2 separate regions of the Homo sapiens genome follow, and region 1 is linked to region 2. The links are chromatin loops, found by intact Hi-C in ENCODE. Cell type or tissue: PC-9. All regions are shown on one strand. Links, peaks and the distances in the headings refer to the core of each region. The heading gives the core; the rest is flanking DNA. Region 1 overlaps NOS1AP (nitric oxide synthase 1 adaptor protein). Region 2 holds the start of SPATA46 (spermatogenesis associated 46).

Region 1 (8,334 bases), core at 283-8,282, 240 kb before region 2:
CGTGACCTTCAGGTCTAGTGAAACACAGGAGAATTGCCTTTGGACAGGATTATCTGATAAAGTGAGATCACGGCAATCAGATGATTATTATTTAATGATAGCACTTAATAATTGCTCAGCCTAATCTTAGCTCATTAAAGCAATATGGAAAGTAGTAGTAAACTTGGTTTGAAACTGTTATTGGTATAAAATATTTTGATGATGACATAATAGGAATCTATAGCATAGCTTCCCAACCCACAGGTCTCCATATTGATTCCTCCAGCCCTGCAAATCTATGAGTGACCCCTCCCAGGTTCCACACTCCTTCAGTTTTCCCCAGTTACCAGTGTTCTGGGTGCCATGGATAAAGGTCTGTTTCTGAAACCAGAGCTCTCTTCTTGCTGAGATTCTCCACTTTGCCTGCATGTGCCCCAATTTCCTTGTTTGCTCTGGCTCTTCTGTCAGAGCTATACACTTACTTGTCTTTTCTTTTGTGATCTCTTTTGACTTGGCGCCTAATGGAAACTTCTGCATCAGTGAGGTCCAGTGTGATAGTAAATGATGGAATATTGCAATATCACGTGTTGGCTGGGATTTCTGGGTCCATTGCTTCATATCCCATCTGAGTTCATTCTGTAGCAGCCATTTACCTAAAATATTTTCCAGGTGTGTGCTTATTATATTAGTACGCTTAATTTGTCTATATTCTTGGGTTTAATCTTTGAAATTTTGAATTAAACTGTATTAACAAAGACAAGTCATTATTTTATTAGATGCACTGTGTTGGTAATGCTTTCCTAAGTTGCCTCAGAAGATCTTCTAATCTTAACAAATGTTTTGTCATATTTTATCCTTTATCTGTCTTATCTATTGATTCTTGCCTAGGACCAATTATTGTAGATATCATACCCGTCTTGGTTACCATTGTGCCTAAACCCAGATACCATTTATAGTTTTATCTAAAAGTCTATGAATGAAATCATACTCTCTTGCTGTCTTATTATTCTAAAAGTGTGATATTTTATGTGAACTAGATTTTATAACAAGCTTTCCTTTTTATAATCTGGCAGCAGTATAAATTGTTGATGTTTATTCTTCTATCCCTTTTACATGATAGATGAATCTGTTCAATTTTGGCTTTTGAGTGACTCATATGTGGTTAGCATTCTGCTGTGGCATTGGGTGGTCTTTAGCATTTTATTGGACTATTTTATGAAACATCTCCAAAGAAATATGTTGGAACTGGTATTTATTACCTTAATCTTATTGTCTGCCTTGAGAAGCTGCTAACTAAATGTTTTCTCCAGCTTTTCCTTAATTGCAGTGTGGTTAATTCCTCTCAACTGCAGGAAGCCAAGGTATTTATAGATTGTTGTTATTATTTTTTGTGGCCTGTAGAAGTAATCGGCATTCAACGAATGCCAAGAACATGCTTGGCATGAAGTAGTACATAGAATTAGATCCAGTTCCTGCCCCATGAACTTGATGTGAGATAAGCTAACTGGGGAGGAGAGAAGGAAGAGAAGACTTTCCAAAAAATTGTATCTCTTCTAAAATTGGGAGAAAATGAATTTCAGTTTAAAAGGAAACCTTAAGAATTCAATTAATAGGATAAAACACAGGTGAAACAGTCAGTAAAAGCTAAGACACTATTTATGCTAAATTCATGAATCTAAGGAGTGAGCTATAGTAAGCCCTGGTATAATGGATAATTTATCTCAAAGCAAAACTGGGCTGGGCGCAGTGGCTCACACCTGTAATCCCAGCACTTTAGGAGGCCGAGGCAGACAGATCACATGAGGCCAGGAGTTTGAGACCAGCGTGGCCAACATGGCAAACCACCATCTCTACTAAAAATACAAAAATTCCAGGTTTGGAGGTGCATATGTAATTCCAGCTACTGGGGAGGCTGAGGCATGAAAATCGCTTGAACCGGGAGGTGGAGGTTGTACTGAGCTGAGATCACACTACTGCACTCCAGCCTGGAGTGACAGAGGGAGACTTTGTCTAAAAAAAAAAAAAAAAAAAAGTAAAACCGTAGTGCTGTAAATGGGGGAGGAGAGGAAGGAGAGTAGGGAAAAAGTCAAGATGTGGAGATGCATGCATTCAGTGGAAGGATTAAGGAATCCTGAAAATTACCCTGAATTCATCTCCCTCTCCAACAGCCACATCTGATCAGTTTCCAAGTCCTGTCCCTATTATCTCCCAGATATCCTCTCCTCCTATCCCTGATTCTTTTGCTCTGTTTTAGGTCCTTCTTATCTGTCACTGGTCTCTTGTCATGTCCTCTCCAATCTATCATCCATGAAGCAGCCATATAAACCTGATCAAAGTTCGTGGCTCAAAACCCTTAGGTGGCTGCACATGACTTAAGAGTAGCAATGCAAGGCCTTCATGACCTGACCCTGCCTGCATGTTCAGCCTTATCTCATCTGGCAGAGGACTTGTAGCATCTGAACACACCAACAGGCCATGCTGCCTCAACTCTCCATTTCTATGCACGCTGATGTTCCTGCCTAGAATGGCCTGCCTTCTCTATTTCTATCCAACCAACTATTTATCCTTCAAGTTCAAAAATTATCTTCTCTGTGAGTACTTCTGACTTGTATCCAAGCAAATTAGGTGTTTGCCTTTCTGTGCTTCTACTGGACTTGGTAGATATAACCTTATTACAGCAGTGACCTTAGCACATTGTCACTGTTGAATCATATGTCTCTCTTTATGTGTACTGTTAACGTTTAGAAGACAGATGTCATGTCTTTTGTTTTTTATGTCCTCAGAGGTATTGGTTGCCGGCTGATGGAAGGACTGGCTGGGTCATGTCAGGATGCAGGCTACTCAAGGACAGTGTGGATACTGAGTATCTGCAAAGGTTTTCGACTTTCATATACTGCAAGGGGGAAAGACAGGCTCTTGGAATTGTGGGAAGATGAATTTATTTCTCATTCTGGAAGGTTTCCAGTACTGGAGGACAGGAACAGTTGGTACAAATGTCCTGGATTTGTGGATATAATCTTGATGGGGGGACACCTGTTCTGTCTGCAGAACTGGCATTTATTTTGGACCCTGAGAAGCAGAAGCCTTCTGCATCTCCCAAGGGGGCAGCCAGGTCTGTGCAGGGAGGTTGCAGACCCAGGTTTGCGTTGTAATACAATTACTCTCACCATCTGGGGTTCTGCCTTAAAGCATGAGGGTGACTTGAACACTTCTGACCTCTGGAAACTCGGGGACGGTGAATTTCAAGACCAAAAGTGGCAAAGAGGCTGACTTACTTTTGGGAACATTAAAGGCCTCCATCTAAATGAACTTTGTGCATGTAGTGGACCACGTTTCATTTGATTCACCCATGTTACTTAAATTTGTTTAGGAATGGAATATTGTAATTGATTATTTTGTAGTGGGAATTTTAAGCATTTAAAAAATTTGTTAAAAATTTATTTTTTATTGACTTTCCTGTGTATGTACAACTGTTGTCTAGTGTTGTAGAGGAATATGATTTAGGTGTATAATACAATTTAGAATCCTGAGATTCTGGGAGTCTAGTGAAAGCTATGTTATAGAAGCAAGTGAAAACATTGAAATAACCCGAGTTAGTACTATAAAAATGGCCTCAACAAATGCTGTACATCATTCTTCAGAGGAGCAGGGTACTGCTATGGTGTGGAGTAGTCAGGGAGTGCTTCACAGGGAAGAAAATGCAATTTGAGCTGTGTCTTGAAGTGGGGTAGAATTTGAAGAGGTATAATAAAGAAAGGTAGTTCTGGGGCAGGAAAACAGCTACTGAGATGGGGATTCTTTATTTATTTATTTATTTTTTAATGTATGGTGTTATTTGACCAAGTATTTTATGATATAGATCTAGGCTCATGATCCTCCAACTCCCTTAATCTTATCTAACCTCTTCTAATTCTTTGAATACCTACCATGTATTCAGTATTGGGCTGGATACAAAAGAAATGCAAGACATCATTCTTTTCTTTATGGAGCTTCAGTCTTGTAGATTACCGTATCATATGGAAAAACATAGAACCAGCAGCAGTTTTTGGAAATGAGAATGTAAAATTAGAACTTCAGATTCTGTCTTGCTGGTATGATACCCTGGGCTTACTCTCATTCTCTCACTGCTTTCCAGATGTGTCCTTTTTCTTTTCTCATGTGCTGCAGAGGTGGGTAAATAGGGTACTCTCTACCTTTCATGACAGGAAATTCAATGTCAGGTGATTTGCCAAAGTTTAGAGACAAGTTGGTGGAAGAACCACAGTGAGATGTTTGTGTTTTTGTGTGTTTGTTTAAAAATTGCTTCTCAGCTGGCTGTAGTATGAAGGGAGTTGCCTTGGAGCATACAGAAGTACCTCCTAGCTTTTCTGGGGTGAATACTGCCCTTCCAAACATGCTCTGGTATTTTAGAAAGAGGTGTAATACATCAGGTCAACCAGAGTGCAGGTCAGAGTGCAGCAGCTCTGAGTCTGTTGCTGAGGAATTAGTGACTCATATGAAAAGCACCTCGGACTTGCTCATGAAGATTCTGAGATCCTCGTCAACTTGGTACTTGATCTCTGAATTTCCGTTCTACCCTCAGTCCTCTTGGGCCTTGGTTTTAGTGGAGGTAGGAGCTGAGAGTTGGAGTTGATCTTCGTTTGCTTCTTTGACTTTGTCTTTGATGGACCCCCCTGTCACAGATTAGGAGACAAAGCACGATTTGCATTTGCACTCAGCCTCCTGCAAAAATGCCATTTCTCAACATTTTCTTTCCATCTATCTCTTCTTTGTCAGTTTCAGCCTCTCAGCCACATTGATAAGCACATTCAAATTCTGGGCCACTCCTGCCACCCTGTGAGCCGTTTGTCTGTCCCTCTGCACTTCTGCAGCACTATTGATTTGCCGTTTGCTTGCACTTTAACTGGATCTGGATTGGCGTGTGCCTCTGGAAGGTTTTCCATCTATTGATCAGAGTTAATGGTACCCATCACCATGGTTTCTAGGATTGCTGTCTGGGATCAGCACAGTGTTGTTGCTAACCATTTTTTTGCCATGAAGCTGAGGCAGTCCAGGGACTCTGAGGCACTTAGAAGTAAACCTCAGAGCTCTGTTTTTCTTTTCAGAAATCTGTATGTGAGGATCTTTTTCTGCCCTTTCTCTGCTTGATTTCAAAATCCATCTTCTTCTTGTTCAGTTGCCTGCTCCTCATTCTGCTGTCTGACGGATGAAAAAACTCATGCCTTGTCTCCTGTGTGGTTGCTCAGGGTCTCCCTTGAGCCTTCAGTTATGCACATGCGTACACACACACATGTAATTGGGTCTCGCTGTGTTGCTGTATACCTAGACGGGCATTTCTCTTGTGGCTGCTCATATTGCTATCCTTCCTACATAGCCACTTAGGAATCCACAGACAGAGCAACCTCCTTAACAGAAAGCAAGCAAGCGGTGATTGGCTTGGAGTGTGTATGTAAGCATATATGGGTCTGTGAGAGAATACTAGGTGGGTAAGAGGGGGTGCTGGTGTGGTCAGTGAAGCCACTGTCAGTACCTCACATTAAATGTTAAATGTAACCCCAGGAAACAGGATACATTGACACCTTTTTTTAAAAATGCATAATCTGTTGATTTGGTAAATAACTCTAGTTGGTGTAGCAGATATGCACAGTGTATTGGTAGCCAATTGCCTCAAAACCTAACAGCTTAAAGCAATCATAATCATTTATTCTCTCATAGTTTCTGTGAGTCAGGTTTTCAGAAAAAAGCATAGCCTGGTGGTCCTTGCTCAAGGTCTCTTAGGAGACTGCAGTTAGTCTAAGTTTCTGTTGTGCAGTGGGGCGGTGGTGATGGTGGGATACGTGGTTTCCCTTTGGCTTAGTTTTGTAAATGTGGGCAGAGTGGCCCAAGAGGATAAGACTTTGTGGAGATGGGTGGGAGGAGTTTGCAGTTTTTAGAATTTGTATAAAAATACATACATTGAAATTAATATGAGGTTATTAATAATTGTTGTGTTATACCCTTGCATAGCATTTAATTTTATTCATTTGGTTCCCCAGATCCATCCTGGATAGATAGTGGAGGGAGAAGCTGGTGAGGCCAAGTGCCAGTTTTTGAAGAACATCTCTGTGACCCTGGCAAGCTGGAGCCAGAGGCCTGGGCTCCTGTCTGCCTGGGGGCCATCCAGAAGGACTGAGCTTGCTTTTTCAGCACCCGTTTCTTCCTTACTTTTCCATGACTTCACTTAGGAGCCAAGGCATTGAGAAAGCCCTTCTCTAAGAGAGGTCATGTGCTTAGCTGGCAAGGCTACAGGCAGCACCTGTGGCACCCCTAGTGTGCCAGGGGTGTTTTACTGTCTTGCTAGTGAAACCATTCTCGAGGAAGGGGAAGGGACACTGCACCTAGGGCAGTTAGCCAGAGCAGGGGTTCACACAGGGCCAGGGATTCCTGGGATGTGGGACTTTCACTGCTAAAACCAGGGCAGTGCCAGGCAAACTGGGATGGTTGGTCAACCTAACTATACTTGCAGATGCTTCCTGGTTGACCTCCACCTCTACTGCCCTTGCCCTTGCTTCTTACACCTGAGTAACAAACCTCATAATAGGTAAGCATCTGGCAGAAGGCTCCCTTGTGGATGAGGGCTCTGGCTTGGGGCATGTTGTATTTCACTCCGCCCTAGTGTCTACCTCTTAGCCCATCCCGGGTTTTGACCTCATTCCCTCCTTAGTTGTTATTTTCTTGGGATATCCCAGAACTCCAGGGATGAGGTGGTTGAAGACCACAAGGCTCTAACCACCAAGACACTGTGTTTCTGTTTGGTGCTGAAGGATTGCAGGGGTCTCTGGGTTGGAAGCCAATGTGGCCCTGTGGCTTGCTTCCTGTTTGTTTTTGTGGGTGGGAGCTCTACCCTGCTGTCCATTCCAGATACAAGCCTAGACACTATCTATCAGGGGCTTACAGATAGCCTGTGAATGGGAAAGGACTGATGACAGGATGTCCACAGATCTCAGTGCTGGAGGAACAATGGATGCTTTCTCAGAGGCTCACTTCCAGAATTTTGCTTTGTTGAATGGGATATATGGAGGGAGTGTTGAAAAGGCTTTGTTACGAGAGGAGGAGAAAGGGAGATGAGGCCACTGGTGCAGTGGAATAACCCTTTGTAGGAAGAACAGGGATTTCTGTCAGGGATGTTTGTTTAGCTCTGTGGTATGTAATTTGAATCTTTCGCCACAAAACAATCTTTATTAAAATATTGGTTTCTCCTTAAAAATAGCTTTTGTCAGACAAATCTGTACCCTTGCTGTGTTTCATTGGCATCTCTCAGAATGGGAGGCAAGCCGTGTGATTTCAGGTTCAGTTTCTCAGCCAGAGTTGCCGTCTTACTTTTTTTTTTTCTTTTGAGGCAGTCTTACTTTGTCGCCCAGGCTGGAGGGCAGTGTGTGATCTCGACTCACTGCAACCTCTGCCTCCCTGGTTCAAGTGATTATCATGCCTCAGCCTCCTGAATAGCTGAGATTACAGGTGTGCACCACCACACGCAGCTAATTTTTTGTATTTTCAGTAGAGACAAGGTTTTGCCATCTTGGCCAGGCTGGTCTTGAACCCCTAGCCTCAAGTGATCCACCTGCCTCAGCCTCCCATAGTGCTGGGTTTACAGGTGTGAGCCACCGCACCCGGCCTGCAGTCTTAATTTTGTTTTCTAAAGCATTTCTCTGTGTCCCAGAGAAGACCTTTGCCTGCAGGCCCTCTGTTCTCATCCACAACTACTTTCTTTTTTATTCCCTGGTTCCTTTTGTATTCATTCAAGGTCCTCCAGACAATCATTTATTTGCTAGGACAGAGTGTGGTCAATCTCTATATATATTATTAGAATCAAGGGCACACGTGCAGGTCTGTTACATGGGTATACCCAATGTTTAGCTCCCATTTATAAGTGAGAACCTACAATAGTTGGTTTTCTGCTCCTGTGTTAATTCCCTTAGGAAAATGGCCTCCATCTGCATTCACATTGCTTCAAAGGACATGATTTCTTTCTTTTTTTCACTGTGTAGCATTCTGTGGTGCATATGTAGCACATTTTCTTTATCCAGTTCACTGTCGATGGACACCTGGATTGATTCCATGCCTTTGCTATTGTGAATAATGCTGCAATGAACATATCAGTGCATATATCTTTTTTGGTAGAATGATTTATTTTCCTTTGGGTATATAACCAGTAATGGGATTGCTGGCTCAAATGGTAGTTCAGCTCTTAGTTCTTTGAGAAATCTCCAGACTTCTCCACCGTAGCTGGACTAATTTATATTCCCACCAACAGTATAGAAGCGCGCCCTTTTCTCCACAACCTGACCGACATCCGTAATTTTTTGACTTTTTAAC
Region 2 (8,334 bases), core at 241-8,240:
AGAGGAGTGAAAAGTCTGTTTTCTGACGTAAGCCGGAGCTGAGGATAAAGCCAGAGGCCAGTGGATTAGGTGTATGGAATGTGGATGGAGAGGGCTTGTGTGGGATGTGGCCAGGGAGTGGGTGAGGAAGGCCGCTTCTAAATGGCCTGTAAAAACTTGAGATTGGATAGACGAAAGGAAATGGAGAAATTAAAGAATTGGAGAAACTAGTTATCTGTGTTGCTGACTTTGGGACCCATCCAAGACTCCTGCCCTTGGGGTGTTCCATGGTGGTTTCTTCCTGCCTGGGCGCCACCCTTTCCCCAGTTCAGGCCCTCCCTGGAGGACTAGTTTGTGTATTGGTATCCTCCCCAGTGGACCCAAACCAGCGCATACTTGGTGTGTGGAGATGGGAGACAAAGGACAGATCTAGGAGCCTTGAAGGATCACCAGCCACCGACCCTCCATCAGGGCCAACTGGGCAGGAAAGGGAACATTGCAGACCTGATTTCCCGACGATGTCACCCTGTCCTCCCTCCTTGCTTCTTGCTCTGCTAACTCAACTCTGCCTTCCTCTTTTTCATTCTTCTACTCTGCCCTATATGGAGGACAAATGGACACCAGGGGTGCTAACCTTATTGGTGCCTGCCCCAGCCTACCCCAGGTGCCAGCAGACTCTCGTGCACAGGAGGCTCCCACAGTTATGGAGCCAGGAAAGAATTTCTCTGCACTGGATGGACTGTATATTGAGATTAAAAATTATATTCCTTATATTCCTGCTTATATCAATGCTCTCTCTGTAAAACCTCTTCCTAGCCTCATTTCTCTCAACTGATCTTGTTTAGGCGTTGTATTCCTTTTATTTACTCTTTGCTTGACTGCTTCCTCCTAACCCTCTACCCACTAGCACTCTACTTCCTAAAGCTGTTGTGTCATTAACTCTGTTGGATCAACTCTCTGGGAAAAGATTCTGTTAATGTAAGTGCACTTACTCCCTGGATGTTGTCACTAGTCTAGTGGCTTTTGCTAAATAAACCTTTCTTATTTCTAGAAGCTTTTCCATTGTCTTTTCTTGCTGCTTCTATTCCACCTGCTCCTTCTCTCCCCCTCACTTCCACCCCACTTCCCAAGCCAAGTGGCATCAGCTCTGTGAGATGGTTCCCAAGGGTATGGGATTGAGGAAAGATTCACAAGTTCCCTGTAGGAGGAGAGGAAGATGGTGGCTTCATTTGCACTTTATATAGATCAGCCCTGCGGGATCAGAGGTATCAGTGGTTCTTAACTAGGCCTGATTTTTCCTCACCAGGGGACATCTGACAATGTCTAGAAATGTTTTTGGTTGTCACAAAGCTACTGGCATGTAGTGAGTGAAGCCAGGGATACTGATCAATATCCTACAATGCACAGGACAGCCCCCCACAACAAAGAATCATCCAGCCCCAAATGTCAGTAGTCCTGAGATTGGGAAACTCGTCTACACCCATTTTTGCCGACTCTGCCAATCCCAGGTTTTTTCAAACTCCAAATATCATTAGAATATGTGGGTAGTAGCAGCCAGTTGGTTTTTTTGGTTTTGGGTTTCAGGGCTTTTTGTTTTTCAGGTGTTTTTAAGGCAGGGTCTCACTCTGTCGCCCAGGCTGGAGTGCATGATCATGGCTCACTGCAGCCCTGACCTCCCTGGGCTCCATGATCCTCCCACTTCAGCCTCCTGAGTAGCAGGACTACAGGTGTGTGCCACCACACCCAGCTAATTTTTCTATTTTTTGTAGAGACGGGTTTCGCCATGTTGTCCGGGCTGGTTTCAAACTCTTGAGCTCAAGCAATTCTCCCACCTTGGCCTCCCAAAGTGCTGGGATTGCAGGCATGAGCCACCACACCTGGCCAGCATCAAGTTCTGAGTGCTTGAAAAATTACTACATCATAGATATTTGCCAATATAACTGTGTAATTGTATAAACAAGATTATTCAGCTCATGCCAGTAATCCCAGCACTTTGGGAGGCCGAGGCAGGTGGATCGCTTGTGCTCAGGAGTTTGAATCAACCTGGGCAACATGGGGAAAGACCGTTACTAAAAAAAAAAAAACATAAAAATTAGCCACGCATGGTGGTGAGTGGCTGTGGTCCAAGCTACTTGGGAGGCTGAGGTGGGAGGATGGCTTCAGCCTGGGAGGCGGAGGTTGCAGTGAGCCGAGATCATGCCACTGCACGCTCCAGCCTTGATGATAGAGCGAGACCCTGTCTCAAGGAAAAGAAAAAAAAAAAGATTATACTATTTCACGGACTTCATGACTAAATGCCTGAAATATGTAGTTGGTAGAAGTCTGAATAGGCCCATTCCAGAAATGTTCATACTGGGGACAAAACTGGCTCCTCCTCATACCTACCTCGGCGGGGATCATGGTATCACTATGACACAGCTCAGCACAGAAGTCCTGATTCATGGGAATGTAGGCTTCCCTGCAAGGAGTACAAATGAAAGGGCAGAGGAGCCTGGTAAAGGAGGGAGTGTTTGAGGAATGAGGAGCTGTGGGATCACACAGAACAGACTTTAGAAAAGCCAGGTCACTTTGGCTGGAACTTTTAGCCATTTTGCAGGCAGAGGATGTGTTAGGCCTGATGGCTTCGTCAGGCCCAGGCTAGAGAGAAAGTTGAAAAGGTTAGATCAACTGGGTTCACATGCTCTCTGTTCTTTTCTGGCTAAGTGAACTGAACTGAGTTTTGTATTCTCATCTCGAAAATGGGGATAGTATAAACCACACAAAGCTACTATGGAAAGTAAATGAGATTGTATTTTAAAAGCACCCAGTAGAGAGTGCCTGGCAGTGACCCAGGGTACAGAACAATTTCCCTTTTAGGGAGCTTCCTTCTGCCTGCACCTGTGCTGCTCAGTACAGTGCTGGGTGCTCTTTCCTGCTCTGCTAAAACTTAGCTCTGTACTGAGAAAATTCCTGGGGTTACATTGATACAACATTAAATGTGGAATGTGAAAAACGCCCTGTCTTTAGGGAGAAGACACTAACCACGAGCACCTGGCAGGCGGGATGGGCACGTGCCATGGCACCTGGGCTCAGTCCCTGGCCTGCTTGTTTTCCTTCTCGTGATATGTTCTATGCCTGTTGTACAGATGCCATAGAGAAGGGAGCATGGGGTTGGCAAAGGACAGAGACAACAGTAGCTCGGAGTGAGGATTAAAAAGATTGCCCAGAGCCACTCATCTGCCCTTTCAGGGCACAGGGTCCTGGGAGTGATGTCAGGGCTGCCTGGAGACCTCTGCACACTGGACTGGATAGGTTGTGACCTTGTCCTGGATCCCAGCCCAGCTGGAGCCTGGCAGTCAATTGGACTTTGGGATGCAGGCTGGGTGGGGTTGGGGACAGAATGGGGTGAGAAGCATGGCTCGAGGGCACAGGGCCGCAGTGGTCTCACAGCACATGATGCGATGGGGATCGAGCCCAGCCTCCCTCCCACTCTGTGGGGAACGACCACAAATGAGGTTTTAGCAGCACACTGATAAGCAGAGCAGCTCTGCTAAGCCACAGATAAGACTCTGGAGGAAAAGCCTTTGGGAGGTGAGGGAGGACCCTCCACACCACCTGCTGGCCAAGCCCTGAGGGAGGCAAAGACCAGGGCGGGGGTTTGTGCCAGGGTCCCTGCAAGGCAGTGCCCACTGCAGTGGAGGGGCTACTGAGTCATCAGGGTGATAAAGCAAGAGGTAAATGAGGCCTGAAAGGATGACCAGCAAGCATTTGGTGCTTTTTAAAAACCACATTACAGTCAAGATAGATGTCTCTGCTGCATCCCTGATGCTTATCCATCTTTCTGGGTCAGATGGACCAGGAGGTTCACTCAGAAATGGAGGCAGAGTCAGGGCTGCCCACTGGACACATTACTTGGTAACAGGAAGCAATAGGTTCCCATGTTTACCTGCCTATTTTCACCTGGCTCAAAGCAGCCAAGAAAAGACGTCTCCTGGGTCAAAACTGATTCTATTCTGCCCCAGCACTGGATGGCTGTTCTAAGTGAATGATGGTAGTGCCTGAGAGCTCAGTCCCGGGTGAGCTCAGCCCCATCTGCCTCTTACCTGCCTTATACTCAGAGGCATATTTTCCTCCACATTCCCCCCTCAGAAGATCTACCGTCAAAGAAGCCTTTAAAACTGCAGAGATTCTTCCCCATGCAAATAGGAAAGGGCATCCAGCCCCTTCTTCCCAGGGTGGGGCAAGGACTGACCACATAGGGACCAAGCAGAGGCCAGAATCCTAGAGCAGTGCTTCTCACAGCTGAGCTGCATCAGAGTCACCTGGAGGGCTGGTTAGGACATAGACCGCCAGCCCCAGACCCATAGTTTCTGATTCAGTAGGTCTGAGGAGGGCCTGAGAGTTCCCAGGGGTTGCTGGTACTGCCAGCTGGGCACCTTTGAGAACCTCTATCTTAGATGATTTTCCCAAACTTCAAGTATTGTCTTTATTTTTAAAAGAGAGAAAGGGGAGGGTGTGTGCCTGGTGTTGCTAGGCAACCATTAGCCAAAGGTGATGAGAGCCGGGTTCTGGGAAGGACAGCAGGCTGTGCGGGGTGACCTCAGACTGGACAGAAGGCTGTGACTAACTTTATTGGCATCTCTCTAGAGACATAAGTAGGCTTCACCGCCAATTTGCCTAAGGTGTTCAGCAGGACTATTGAAGGCCTGGCAGCTGCCGGAGGAGAGCCTGTCTCCCAGCCGGGCCTTCTGCTCCTTGCTCCAGAGGGCTTTGAGCTTGCGGTAGTACACCTTGCAGCTGAAGCCCTCCCTGAAGCCCCTCTTGATGTGGCTCTTGAGGAAGTCCAGGGTGGGGTACATGCGGCAGCAGGCCACGCACTTGTAGCCATTCTGCTGTGCTGGGTGCCACCTGGAAGCCATTAGGATGTCCTGGGATGTGATGGAGTCCAGGCCATGCCTGGATTTCTTGGTGGCTTCTCGAGGGCAAGTGTTCTCTGGGGAGGAAGAGGACGAACAGATGTTCTCAGCCATGTCCTCAGAAAGGCAGTTGTCCCACTTGCCCTCATCCTGCTGCACCTCTGGGAAGTCATAGGCCTCCAGCTGGCTCTCTTTGTCTGCACACACGAAGTAGCTGTAGGGGGAGAACCAGGGCCGGTAGATAGTGCAGTTCCGCCTCAGCTTCTCTCCGTGCTGGGTATCCCCCAAGCTGCAGTCTGCAAAGGAAAGGACCAGGTCTGAGTCTCTGGCAGGGAGCAGTGGAGCCAAGGATGCTGGAGCAGAAAGGTAAGAAGGCAAACATCAGGCATGACCTCGGTTACCTCCACCCCACCACGATTGCAGTTCTGAGAGCAGACGCAAGACAGTGGTAAGAGCAGCCGAGGGCATTCCTTCTCACTGCATTCTTTTTCTAGGGGTACAAAGGGCCGTTGGATCTTGGGGCAGGAGAGGCTGCTTTTAGTTGGTAAGCCTTGGTATTTGTCGAGGCCTTCCCCTCCTGGAGACACCATGTCCACTGACTCCTCTAAGGATAGACACAGACAGGTGACCCAGCGGATAGCCAAACCGGCGGCCTCCCACAGTCCCTCTTTTCGCCACCCATGGCTGTGACCCTTTTTTCAGCCTCACTGCTCATCTTGATCCCTCCACGGCCCACTCAGCCAGAAACTGCTCTTGCACACCAGTTTCAGAGACAGGAGAGGGGAGGCAAGGCGAGAGCCCCAGGCCTGTGGGTGTCTACCAAAGGAAGAAGGGCCAGATAGGAGGCTGCAGGTGACAAGACCGCGCATGGGGGTCCAGCTTCCAGACACCTCTGCTTCCTTAGGGAAGCAGCCCCTTTTCATCCTTAGCCTCTCACACATTCCCGCCCAGAGTCAGAGAAGTCCTCACCTGGTGAGAGCGCTGTGTTCTGTATCCCTTGCCTGACAATGATGCTTTGGTACTGGGGTGGCAGGGCCTGAGCTGGGCTGGATGCCTCAGTGGGTACTGCTGTCTTTGCAATGTCTGGGTTATAGAAGAAACACTGGTGAGCTGAGCAAGGTTGGGATTCCACTTTCTGGGACTCCCCCAGGCATACCTAGGGGCTCAACCTCTGTACTTCAAGGCATCTCAACGCTGAAACAGAACAGTGACCTCTCAAACTCAGCCAGGCAGAGCTATTCTGGATGACATCCTGGGGAATTCTGAATGGGGCCATTTCATTCAGGCCTCAGAAAGATCCTCTGGAAAGTGGGATTTATGATGTAGCCCAGATGACACCTCTCCGCCTGGCCTGCCCCTCACCTAACCCTCCTGCATCTCATCACGCGGATGGCTTCACTCCGCATTGCCAGTCTCCTGAGCATCCTGGGACCCAGAGTCACAGGCTGCAGAGCAATGTTCCATGCCCGCTTTGAGGATTGTCCAGTTGAAACATCTCATACCCACAGTCAGGGTTCCCGTGGGCCATCACTGCACGGCACACCCTGGAGTGCTAACACTTGGACAAAAAGCTGACCTGCCTCAAATCCCAGAATAGCAGCTGTGTTCAGTTTGGGGGACAAATTTATAAATGTCATATATGTAGACAAATGGATGCTTAGGAGGCCTACTCCACTGAGCAGTACTTCTCCATTTTACTGTGCATAGAGATCCCCTAGGGATCTTGTTAATAACACAGATGCTGATTCAGTGGATCTGGGGTGGGAACCTGAGATTCTGCATTTCTAACAAGCTCCCAGACGATGCAGACGTTGCAAGTCTAAGGACCGTATTTTGAACAGGGAGTCCTCAGGGTGTCCAACTTTATTCCATGATGTGCTCATCAGTTTACGCTGCTGCTTAGGCTTCTCTGATTTGGCTAACTCCAAATCCTCTCCAAACTTGTCAAAACAGAGCTAAAACTAGTTTCTACTCTATGTAGACATACTGCCACCTTGAGATTTCATGCACAATCTAGGGGGAAAAACTTGATGATAAATGGAGACTGAGGCAGGAGAATCACTTGAACCCAGGAGGCAGAGGTTGCAGTGAGCCGAGATCACATCATTGCACTCCAGCCTGAGCGACAGGAGTGAAACTCTGTCTCAAAAAAAAAAAAAAAGTTTTCCCCTTTCTTCCCTTACCAAAAATCAATACACAGCAGTAACTACTTACCACAAATGCAGCATTTTGAAAAATTATTTTCTCCCCATGCGTAATTTGACTTTCTCACTAAATCATGGTCCTGTAACATGATCTGGTAGGGTACTCAATTAAAAGCTTCAAAAAAAACCACATCTTTGTGGCCCTAGTGGCACCAAAGTTTACCTGGCAGGCTGGTGGCACGAGAGAACATAATGTCGGGAAAAGCACTCAGGGCGGAGGAAGAGATTGGAGGTCCAGAGATGCTGAGGAGTGAGAAGTTCTCCATATTCTGACCACTGCGGGGGTACAGAGATCACACGCCTGCTCTGGAGAGGCTGGCTGGTTTGTCCAGAGGATAAACATTCTGAGCACAGTTGATGTCACAAGGCACATGATTCCACTACCAACTAGGTTACCCTTTGGAAGATGAATGGAGTCTACTGAAAGCAAGATTAAAATGTGTAAAGATTGTATTTGACTTGCCATTGCCCAGTGGCAGGCCCTGATTGACAATACCCAGAGAGAAGAATGTAGTAGAGATACTGTAGTGATGCTGTCTATTTGTCCCCTTTTATCTTTGTTATCATCAGTTTTCTGTGTTGACACTGTCTACCCCCAGCCCTCCAGCCCTGGAAACCTCTGTCCTGTCTGAATAATCTCCTTCCTTTTCTTCTCCTTTATCAGCCTAATCTCTGTCAGCAAATATTTTTATTGTTTTGTTTTAGTTTGTTTTTTGAGGTGTATATATTTTTCACATTTTCTTTGGAAATTCAAATTTGTAAAAGTTGCAGAAATTAGGCTGGGTGCAGTGGCTCAGGCCTATAATCCCAGCACTTTGGGAGGCCAAGGCGGGTGGATCATTTGAGGTCAGGAGTTCAAGACCAGCTAGACAAACATGGTGAAACCCCATCTCTATTCAAAATATAAAATTTAGCCATGCGTGGTGGTGGGTGCCTGTAATCCCAGCTACTTGGGAGGCTGAAGCAGGAGAGTCGCTTGAACCTGGGAGACAGAGGCTGCAGTGAGCTGAGATAGCGCCACTGCACTGCAGCCTGGGTGACAGAGCGAGACTCCATCTTAAAAGCTGCAAAAAATAAAATCAATACAAAGAACACCCTTATGCCCTGTATCCAGATTTTCCTATTAACATTTTACCCCATTTGCTGTATCCGTCCCCTTCCTCCTGCCCCCTGCCCCATGTGTATGTGTATATACTTAATTTTTTCTGTGAACTATTTGAAGGTAAGTTATAAACACTATGTCCTTTTATACCTAA

Evidence for each region. A loop is a pair of places that touch in the nucleus more often than their neighbours do. Peaks named below come from ENCODE experiments on the same cell type or tissue, not always from the same donor. Only the 100,000 strongest peaks of a DNase experiment are listed, where the experiment ranks them.
Region 1: a loop joins it to region 2, with 4 times the contacts of the local background. A loop is called at or near these places in 2 of 110 quality-filtered maps.

The regions. Positions count from the first base shown.
Region 1 is chr1:162,132,495-162,140,828 of GRCh38, forward strand. The region is part of intron 1 of NOS1AP (nitric oxide synthase 1 adaptor protein); the gene reads left to right. All of the region lies in intron 3 of LOC105371475 (a long non-coding RNA gene), which reads right to left. Among named protein-coding and RNA genes, the nearest start is that of MIR4654, 20 kb to the right of the region's middle. RefSeq lists an enhancer at 3,804-5,003. In PC-9, for the core only: no CTCF peak of the experiment used is centred there; DNase peaks (open chromatin) are centred at 4,447 and 6,357; H3K4me3 peaks cover 902 bases; H3K27ac peaks cover 6,730 bases.
Region 2 is chr1:162,369,447-162,377,780 of GRCh38, forward strand. It overlaps NOS1AP (nitric oxide synthase 1 adaptor protein), which reads left to right. Exons shown (of 10, transcript NM_014697.3): 10 at 1-1,029. It overlaps SPATA46 (spermatogenesis associated 46), which reads right to left and starts at 7,408. Exons shown (of 3, transcript NM_182581.4): 1 at 7,242-7,408; 2 at 5,844-5,957; 3 at 3,757-5,170. The coding sequence starts at 7,344. The coding sequence ends at 4,602. In PC-9, for the core only: no CTCF peak of the experiment used is centred there; DNase peaks (open chromatin) are centred at 2,375 and 4,625; H3K27ac peaks cover 1,872 bases.